2 separate regions of the Homo sapiens genome follow, and region 1 is linked to region 2. The links are chromatin contacts, found by Hi-C or POLR2A ChIA-PET in ENCODE. All regions are on one chromosome and are shown on one strand. The core of a region is the stretch at or near the end of the contact, and the rest is flanking DNA. Distances in the headings are between cores, read along the strand shown. Region 1 holds the start of FN3KRP (fructosamine 3 kinase related protein). Region 2 holds the start of ASPSCR1 (ASPSCR1 tether for SLC2A4, UBX domain containing).

What was found. A loop is a pair of places that touch in the nucleus more often than their neighbours do. ChIA-PET counts read pairs that join two places held with the same protein, here RNA polymerase II (POLR2A). Pooled maps may share reads with other maps.
Region 1: a map of CD8-positive, alpha-beta T cell shows a loop between it and region 2 (18-fold over the local background). The contact joins the promoter of FN3KRP here to the promoter of ASPSCR1 in region 2. A Hi-C loop is called at or near these places in 1 of 168 maps with a recorded cell type or tissue (CD8-positive, alpha-beta T cell) and 6 of 50 pooled maps. POLR2A ChIA-PET finds 5 or more read pairs at or near these places in 1 of 52 experiments (MCF 10A).

The regions. Positions count from the first base shown.
Region 1 is chr17:82,713,638-82,718,343 of GRCh38, forward strand. FN3KRP (fructosamine 3 kinase related protein) reads left to right here and starts at 3,069. Exons shown (of 6, transcript NM_024619.4): 1 at 3,069-3,259. The coding sequence starts at 3,119. LOC101929552 (a long non-coding RNA gene) reads right to left here and starts at 2,616. Exons shown (of 2, transcript NR_136400.1): 1 at 1,930-2,616; 2 at 271-479. RefSeq lists an enhancer at 1-119 and silencers at 2,886-3,125, 3,146-3,225, 3,306-3,395.
Region 2 is chr17:81,973,733-81,978,878 of GRCh38, forward strand. ASPSCR1 (ASPSCR1 tether for SLC2A4, UBX domain containing) reads left to right here and starts at 3,897. Exons shown (of 16, transcript NM_024083.4): 1 at 3,897-4,016. The coding sequence starts at 3,915. It overlaps LOC105371939 (a long non-coding RNA gene), which reads right to left and starts at 3,753. Exons shown (of 2, transcript XR_933953.4): 1 at 3,636-3,753; 2 at 2,236-3,225. LOC124904087 (a long non-coding RNA gene) reads left to right here. Exons shown (of 2, transcript XR_007065951.1): 2 at 2,379-2,603. RefSeq lists enhancers at 2,509-3,282, 3,283-4,054 and a silencer at 3,533-4,392.

The sequences.
Region 1 (4,706 bases), core at 1,819-4,318, 740 kb after region 2:
GAGGAGTGAATTACTGGGGATGTTGACCTTGGGACACCAGGAAGAGAATCTCATTTGCAGAGGAGGAAAACGCTGCTGGAACGGAAAGTCTGAGAAAGACAGCAAGAGCAGGACAGAGCAAAGCAGGACGCGGGAGTGAAGGCCTGCAGTGTGGGTGCGTGTGCAAGACCCAGAAACGCGCAGATGTGTGGGGCCAGCAACACCACGGCCACATCCTCAGCCACAGAACAACACACAACATCTCAAGGATGAACTCATCAACGCACCAACGGTTAGTCTCTTATCTAATAAATAAAGCATATCCCGGTTACAAATAATCAACACAGATGTTTCAATGATCTTGAGTAGAAAGTTGAGAGCTTGTCATTTGAGTCAGGAAATGGGACTCCGCGGAAATGATGGCCTTGAGAGAGCCCTCATGTGTTCTTTGTGCAGTCGGCAATTCCATGTAGACAGGAAAAATGGACTGAAAACTTAAACTGATATGATGAAGATAATATCATTCAATTGAAAATGAAAATGGAAAAAGTCATTTATAAACCATTTGAATGGACAAAAAAGAAAATTGGTTAGGAATTAAATTAGCTAGATGAAAGTCACTTTTTTTCTTTTTTGCTTTTTTTTTTGAGATGGAGTCTCACACTCTATTACCCAGGCTGGAGTGCAGTGGTGCGATCTCGGCTCACTGCAACCTCCGCCTCCCGGGTTCAAGCGATTCTCCCGCCTCAGCCTCCTGAGTAGCTGGGATTACAGGCGTGAGCCACAGTGCCTGGCCAAAAGTCACTCTTTTTTTTTTTTTTTTTTTTTTTGAGACGGAGTCTCGCTCTGTTGCCAGGCTGGAGTGCAATGGAGAGCAGTGGTGCGATCTCGGCTCACTGCAAGCTCCGCCTCCCGGGTTCACGCCATTCTCCTGCCTCAGCCTCCCGAGTAGCTGGGACTACAGGCGCCTGCCACCACGTGTGGCTAATTTTTTTGTGTGTGTGTGTTTTTAGTAGAAACAGGATTTCACCGAATAAGCCAAGACGGTCTCGATCTCCTGACCTTGTGACCCACCTGCCTCGGCCTCCCAAAGTGCTGGGATTTCAGGCGTGAGCCACCGCACCCGGCCCAAAAGTCACTCCTAAAAATGCTTTCTCGGCCGGGCACAGTGGCTCATGCCTGTAATCCCAGCACTTTGGGAGGCCAAGGCAGGCAGATCGCCTGAGGTCAGGAGTTTGAGACCAGCCTGGCCAACATGGCAAAACCCCATCTCCACAAAAACACAAAAATTAGCCAGTCATGGTGGTGTGCGCCTGTAATCCCAGCTACTCAGGAGGCTAAGGCAGGAGAATCGCTTGAACCTGGGAGGCAGAGGTTGCAGTGAGCTGAGATTGCACCACTGCACTCCCGCCTGGGCGACAGAGCAAGACTCCATCTCAAAAAAAAAAAAAAAAAAGTTTCTCAACAAAAACTTAACGGTGGCATAGTTCTGATGAAAATCTTCATGTTCATGGCATGGAGTTAAAATGTCCAAACGGTCAAGGCCACAGATTAAAACAGGGACATCCGCAGGCCCTGGCCCGAGGGGAGGAGCATACAGGGAGTGGTTCACCCACTCCACCGCCTTTGGAGCACCTTTTAATTCTCTCACTCTTCTCTAATGTGTTCCTTGATTTATCTATTACCATCTGCGGATTTTCATCTGTTCTTTTTTGCCTTTTTTTTTTTTGAGACGGAGTTTTGCTCTTGTCACCCAGGCTGGAGTGCAATGGCGGGATCTCAGCTCACTGCAACCTCCGCCTCCCGGGTTCAAGCGATTCTCCTGCCTCAGCCTCCCGAGTATCTGGGATTACAAGCGCCCGCCACCACGCCCCGCTAATCTTTTTTGCTTTTTAAAATTATGAAATGCGGTATACACACAGAAAAGTGCGTGAACACACACATATGTACCATTTAATAGATAGTTATAAAATGATCCGCCCGCCTCAGCCTCCCAAAGTGCTGGGATTACAGGCGTGAGCCACCGCTTCCGGCCTCAGGAGAGGATTCGTGTTTGCTTCTCCCAACGTCCAGGGAAGCGACATTTCCTATTTGCTTTAGACTAAAATCTATACTTGAATTTTTTGTTTACTGTAGGTAATATTAACTAGGGTTGCAGTCCGTGGAGGGCCGACTATGCGAACGGTTTCTATGAACCATCCTTTGCTGAAGGCTGAAACCTCTTCGTCCCCTGGGAGAGTTCCTATTCAGGCCTTCTTGTAGTTAGTTCATCCTTGTGTTGACAGCTGTATTAGGGTTCTCCAGAGAGACGGATCCAGTAGGATATAGACGTAGATCCAGGACAGGAGATGGACTGGGGGAGCTGGCGTTTGCAATTACGGAGGCCGAGAAGTCTGTGAGCCGGAGACCCCGGGACTCGGGTAGCCGGGCTCAGCCCAGGTCGGAAGGCCTCAGAAGCGGGGAAGCGGATGGTGTGGCCCTCAGCACGACCCACCCCAAATCATGCCTTGCCAGGTTTCTGGGAATTCCTGGTCCAGCCCAGCTGGCACCTGACACTGGCCGTAACGGCAGGGCCACTGTTAGCTGTTAGCCTCAGGGCCCCAGGTTTAGGGGCGGTGTCTCCGTTGCACGTGCACCCCGAGCGCGCCCGCCACTCCCCACATCAGGAGCTCTGTTCCTCGGGTTCAGCAAACGCCCGGGCGAAAGCAATCTTAACATTCTGGGCTCCCGGCACCCAGACCTTGGGCTGATGCCCCTTGCTAGTGGGTCAGCTCTTTAGAAAATATATTCTAACTATTTCCATCAGCATTTCCACTTATTTTGTGCAGGAGAGTTGAACCCAAACCGTCTGGGTCGGGGTCGGTCAGGCCCCGCCCCCTGACGTCATCTCACCCCCACCCAATCCCCCGCGCCTACCTGCCTCCCGGCCCCTCCCCTTCCCGCCCCTCAATCCCAGCGCTCATCTCTGCGGCCACGCCCGCCCCTTCCCGCCACCCAATCCTAGCGCTTGTCTCTGCGGCCGGGCCCCGCCCCCACCCGCCCCCCGCCCAATCCTCGCGCGGACTCATGTTTGCCCGCTCGGCCGCCGTCTCTCGAGTCTCCGCCAGATCCGGGGCGGGTCCGCGGCCGCGGCGGGAACATGGAGGAGCTCCTGAGGCGCGAGCTGGGCTGCAGCTCTGTCAGGGCCACGGGCCACTCGGGGGGCGGGTGCATCAGCCAGGGCCGGAGCTACGACACGGATCAAGGACGAGTGTTCGTGAAAGTGAACCCCAAGGCGGAGGTCAGGCAGCGGGTCGGGCGGGCCGGGGGACCGGTTTCTTTCCGGAGAGGGTCGCGGGCCTCGGCGCGGGGCGCGGCCTGGGCTTCTCCCGCCGGAGGCCGTGGGTGGCTCTCCCGGGACTGCCGCCGCCGCCCCTTGCGGGGAACCCTTTGCGCGGGGCGAGCGGTGAACGGGGGCGGCGGAAGCGTCCGGGGCGTCCGGAGGAGTTTGCACCTGCGGGGAACTGTCCGGAGCAGGAACCGCGGCCGCCCCACACCTCCTGTTCTCCGTGAACTTTCTCTCGGGGGCGCTACGTGAAATGGGGCGGGACTGGCTGCTGCAGTCTTGCTCCCGGGGTTCCTGCCCTGCGGTGCTGGTTAAGTGGGGTCGTTCTAGCCGGGGAAGCTGCTTAAGTCCTCAGCTTAAGTGACTCTGGAGGTGTCCATCCCCCGTGAGCCTCGGTCAGTACGTTGTGAAACGGGGCGAAGGTGCTGCCCCCAGGCCAGCTGCTGCGCCTCACCACACCCTGGCATGCTCTGTCCTTCTGTTAGACTCATTCTCGGGCCGGGCGCGGTGGCTCACGCCTGTAATCCCAGCACTTTGGGAGACAGAGGTGGGTGGAGCGCGAAGTCAGGAGTTCGAGACCAGCCTGGCCAACAAGGTGAAACCCCCGTCTCTATTAAAAATACAAAAATTAGCTGGGCGTGGTGGCGGGCGCCTGTAATCCCAGCTACTCGGGAGGCTGAGGCAGAAGAATCGCTTGAACCCAGGAGGCAGAGGTTGCAGTGAGTCGAGATCGCGCCACTGCACTCCAGCCTGCTGGGTGACTGAATGAGACTCCGTCTCAAAAAAAAAAGAGTGTTCCTAGCAGCGGTGACATGGCAGCTGTGGTGGGGCTCTGAGGCTGAGGAGGTGGGGACTCTGAAGAACTGAAAGAAGGATGAAGACAGCTGGAAGTCAGGAGCACGAGGAGAGTGTGTGTGTCTATGTGTATGTTGTGTGTGTGTACGTTGTATGTGTGTATGTTTGTAATGTTTGTATGTTGTGTGTATGTATTGTGTGTCTGTGTGTGTGTAAGGGTGGAGCCCCAGGTGAGGATGGGAGAGTGGGCAGGGCAGTGGTGTGTGTCTCAGGAGAAAAAGAAAGGCCGCTGGCCCTGACCTGTTCTGCGGGGATCACTGCTGTGTATGTTGTGTGTGTGTGTCTGTGTGTTGTGTGTGTATGGTGTGTCTGTAAGTCGTATGTTGTGTGTGTTGTGTGTCTGTATGTGTTGTGTGTGTGTTGTGTGTCTGTATATGTTGTGTGTGTGTGTTATGTGTCTGTGTGTGTAAGGGTGGAGCCCCAGATGAGGATGGGAGAGCAGGCAGGGCAGTGGTGTGTGTAGCAGGAGGAAAGGAAAGGCCGCTGGCTCTGACTTCTACTCTAGGGATCACTGCTGTGTGGTGAGCCAGGGGGACCCAAGGGAGGA
Region 2 (5,146 bases), core at 2,647-5,146:
AAAGAATAATGGAAATGCCAAAAGGATGCAGGAAAGATGTCCACACTTGGACAATTAACTGTGGATTAACTCAGAGTATGATACCAACATTAGATTTCCCAATTTTGTATGAAATTATGGTGGCTATATAAGAGACTGGCCTTATTTTATTTATTTATTTTTTTGAGACTGAGTCTCACTCTGTCGCCAAGGCTGGAGTGCAATGGCGTGATCTTGGCTCACTGTAACCTCCACCTCCCACAATCAAGCAATTCTCCCACCTCAGCCTCCCAAGTAGCTGGAATTACAGGCACCTGCCATCACGCCCAGCTACTTTTTGTATTTTTTGTAGAGATAGGGTTTCACCATGTTGGCCAGGCTGGTTTTGAACTCCTGACCTCAGGTGATCCACCCGCCTTGGTCTCCCAAAATGCTGGGATTACAGGCGTGAGCCACTGCACCTGGTTGAGACTGGCCTTATTCTTAGGAAAGAGAAAAACTGAAGTATTTAGTGGCGAAGGTGCTCAATGTCTTTACTGCAGCCTCGACCTCCTGGGCTCAAGTGATCCTCCTGCCTCAATCTCTCAAATCGCTGGGACTACAGGGACATGCCACCATGCCTAGCTAACCTTTGTATTTTTTGTAGAGCTGGGGTCTCACTATGTTGCCTAGGGTGGTCTCAAACTCCTAGGCTCAAATGATCCTCCTACTTTGGCCTCCCAAAGTGCTGGGATTATAGGTGTAAGCCACTGTGCCTGGCCAGAAAAAGTTTTTACATGTATATGGAGAGAGAGAAAGAGAATATGATAAAACAAATGGGGTGACATGTAAACACTGATTTATCTGGCTAAAAGATATACAGGAGGCTGGGCGTGGTGGCTCACACCTGTAATCCCAGCACTTTGGGAGGCTGAGGCGGGTGGATCACGAGGTCAGGAGATTGAGACCATCCTGGCTAACATGGTGAAACCCCATGTCTACTAAAAATACAAAAAATTAGCCGGGCATGGTGGCAGGTGCCTGTAGTCCCAGCTACTCGGGAGGCTGAGGCAGGAGAATGATGTGAACCCGGGAGGCGGAGCTTGCAGTGAGCCGAGATTGCACCACTGCACTCCAGCCTGGGCAACAGAGCGAGACTCCGTCTCAAAAAACAAAACAAAACAAAACAACAACTAGCTGGGTGTGGTGCTGCACACCTGTAGTCCCAGCTACTCGGGAGGCTGAGGCAGAAGAATCGCTTGAACCCGGGAGGCAGAGGTTGCAGTGAGCTGAGATTTCGCCACTGCACTCCAGCCTGGCGACAGAGGGAGACTCCATCTCCAAAAAAAAAAAAAAAAAAAAAAGATATACAGCAGGAATTCTTGCTTTTGCAAACTTTTCTTCTCTTTCTTCCTTCCTCCTCCCTCTTCTTCTTTCTTCTCCTTCTCCTTTTTTGAGACGGTATCGTACTACGTTGCTCGGGCTGGGGTGCAGTAGTTATTCATAGGCATGAATAGTGGTTCACTAAGGCTGGAACTTAAGTAATTCTCCTGCCTCGGCCACCGGAGTAGCTAAGACTACAGGTGTGAGCCACCTTGCTCGGCTAAGTTTGAAATAATATCAGGATAAAAGATCATCCCTCCTATCAAAAAAAGCATAGGAGCCAGCTTAAAGGAGGTCTCACTGGCCAAATTCGGACCAATTTGAGCATCAAAAAGAATGCTGACTGAATGAAAAAAATACATGAATTCATATTAATAAATATATATATTTCAAGATGGGGTTTCACTCTTGTCGCCCAGGCTGGAGTGCAATGGTGCGATCTTGGCTCGTTGCAACCTCCATCTCCCAGGTTCAAGTGATTCTCCTACCTCAGTGTCCCGAATAGCTGGGATTACAGGCACGCACCGCCATGCCCGGCTAATTTTTGTACTTTTTTTTTAAGTAGAGACAGGATTTCACCATGTTGGCCAAGATGGTCTCAATCTCTTGACCTTGTGATCTGCCCAACTCAGCCTCCCAAAGTGCTGGGATTACAGGCGTGAGCCACCGCGCCTGGCCATATTTAATTTTTTTTTTTTTTTTTTTTTTGAGACAGAGTCTTGCTCCGTCTCCCAGGCTGGAGTACAGTGGCGTGATCTCAGCTCACTGCGAGCTCTGCCTCCCGGATTCACGCCATTCTCCTGCCTCAGCCTCCCAAATATTTAATAACTTTTTAAAGAAGGGGAAGCTTGACCGAAAGTGACTATAAATGTAGAAGAAACAATAAACTTGGGAAGCCATGATTTTGCAGCTTTACGGTTTAACACTGAATCTACTCATTAACTGATGCTAAAACTGTTGGGCAAATGGTTATTGGGAAAACTTGATGCTTGTGGTCTCAGAGAATGACCTCACGCATGCCTTAATTACTCCACAAGGAGCCACGGACCTTGACCATGGAGGAATTCAGCAGACCCAAAGCTGACCAAGTGGTTCAACTTCACGTCCTCACTCATGGCCACGCTGATGTCCTGCACCTCCTGCTGACTTGTCACCTCCCTTCATCATTGCCCCAAACGTTTAACCAAGGATCCAGACTGTGGGACAGTCTAAGGAAAATAGGAACAGACTCTTCAAAAACGCCACTAAAGAATTAAAACCCACCAGGTGATGTGTGGCTCAGTAAGGTTCTGAGGTTGCACAGAGCATGGGACTGGCTGGCTGGATGGGAGGGCTATGGCTAGCCTGGGGCTTTCCCCAGGTTTCTCCAATGTACATAGATGTCCGTGTTTGTCAGCATACAGGTGTGTGTGGGTGACATGGATATGTCATCGACAGGAAGGCACAACAGCACCCATGCAGAGATGTCCTTAGACTCAGCAATGACTGCCGGGTGCGGTGGCTCACGTGTGTAATCCCAGCCCTGTGGGAGGATTGACTGATAACTGCACCAGTTCCCCCTTCCACAGGCTACTGGGCAGCTGAGCCCTAGCCAGGAGTCCGCAGAGACAGGCAGGCACATGGAGAGAGGAGTGCCAAGGCCCGGCTGAGCCATGGAGGTGGGGGGCGGGGCGGAACACGTGCGAGTGCTGTCCATGAGTGGCCCAGGTGCTGGGAGCTAAGCACATTCGACGGCTGCGAGTCAGGAGGGCAGCTCCTTCTGGAAGCCTGGAGCTGGTGAGGCCAGGTGCTTTCCCTGCTGCGGTGGCTGGCGATGGGAGTGTTTCCTGAGGCTGCCACCAAGCCCCTCCTCAGCATGGGTTGGTGCGGGAAGTCCTTGAGTGCCTGTGGGTCGGCAGGAGCTCCGGTGAGACTCAAGTTCGCTCACCCCACGGTTCTGAAACCGGTCTCCCGCCTTTCCTACCCTCAGGTTTAGGGACCGTCGCGGCAGCCCTAGGGCTGCCAGATTCTGCACTCCCATTTTAGGATGAAAGAAATCAGGTCTAGACTGAGGGCCACGAGTCCCAACACCCAGGGAGGATCCGTACAGGGGCGGGGGGACTGCCCCAAACCATAAGGTCAGGAGGTGGACGCTGACCACAGGGACAGGTGGGCAGGGAAGAGGCTCAGCTGCTGGAGTGGAGGAAGCCGGGAGGGTCGGGGGAGAGCAGGGCACCGAGCTGGGGACGTGTCAGGGACGAAGCGAGGGTGGGCGAGCGCGGACCGCTGGGACCCCGGGGCTCAGTGCCGCTCACCGGGGGTGACCGCGCGCCCAGCCCCGGCCCAGCCTGGCCCCGGCGAGCCCATCCAAGCCGCGCTTCCCGGAGGCAGAGGACGACCGCGCTTTCCGGGTCTGGCGCGGGCTTTGGCGGCCCAAGGGCGGGGCCGGGGCGCCGTGGGTGGGGAAAGGGCGGGGCCTGGCAGGACCCGGAAGTGCGCTGCGGCCCCGCCCCCTGGCCGCGTGGCTGCGCGTCCTGGCTGTTGCCGATAAAGTTGTTTGACGCCGGCCCGGCGGCGGGTCACGTGAGCGGAAAATGGCGGCCCCGGCAGGCGGCGGAGGCTCCGCGGTGTCGGTGCTGGCCCCGAACGGCCGGCGCCACACGGTGAAGGTGACGCCGAGCACCGTGCTGCTTCAGGTGCGGCCGCCCGCCCGGGGCGGACGGGTAGGCGGGCGGGGGGCGCTGCGCCGAGGCCCCGCCCATTGCGGTCGGCGTCCCGGTGTTCGGGGGCGGGGCCTCGGCGGCCAATGAGCGGCCTCCTGAGCGGCGGCCCCGCCCCCTGCTCGCCGTCACCTGCGCTTCCGCTGGGGTCCCGGGGGTCCCGGGGGTCCCGAGTGGGGGCGGGGCGGTGGCGAGCCTTCCCAGGGGTGAGGTAGAACGGCGCCGCGTGTCACCCGCATCGAGTACTCGGCGCCCGGCCGAGCCCAGCTCGCGAGGGCGCCGGGAAGAGGGAGGAGTGGAGCCCTAGACCCGCGTTCCCATTCCGGGGCGTCCCCCGGAGCGGGAGCCCGGGTTGCGCGGTGGCAGATGTCCCGGCCGTGGGGCCTGGAAGCGATTTTTGCCGAGTCACTCACTGCACTTTTACTTGGGCACCTTGTGACCGCGAATCAATTAAATGTAAAAGTATTGGCTGGGCGCGGTGGCTCACGCCTGTAAATCCCAGCACTGTGGGATGCCGAGGCGGGTGGATCACGAGGTCAAGAGATCAAGACCATCCTGGCTAAAACGGTGAAACCCCGTCTGTACTAAAAAAATACAAAAAAATTTAGCCGGGCGTGGTGGCGGGCGCCTGTAGTCCCAGCTACTCGGGAGGCTGAGGCAGGAGAATGGCGTGAACCTGGGAGGCAGAGCTTGCAGTGAGCCGAGATCGCGCTACTGCACTCCAGCCTGGGAGACAGAGCGAGACTCCATATCAAAAAAAAAAAAAAAAAGTATTTATTGAGCCTCTGCTGCGTGGGGGACCGTGAGGATCCGAAGGTGCACACGACTCGGAGTTTGCGGGAGCAGCCCACGGCGTGGGGTCCCCAGGCCTGGGCAGGTGGAGGGCGCAGCCAGGAGGCTGTTGGTGCCAGGCGTGCAGAGTGCGGAAGTGGGGCGCTCCCGCAGAGGCTGCGCGGGACCCCTTGGTGCAAGGCCACGGCTTTGGCTTTTTATGGAGAAGAGGGGCGGAGGCGGTGCAGGCAGTGGCAGCAGGTGCACAGAACCGTGCCAGAGCCAGGGGGTAGCTTGTGCTAGGCAAGTTTAAGGCAGGTTGCAGAACTACAGGG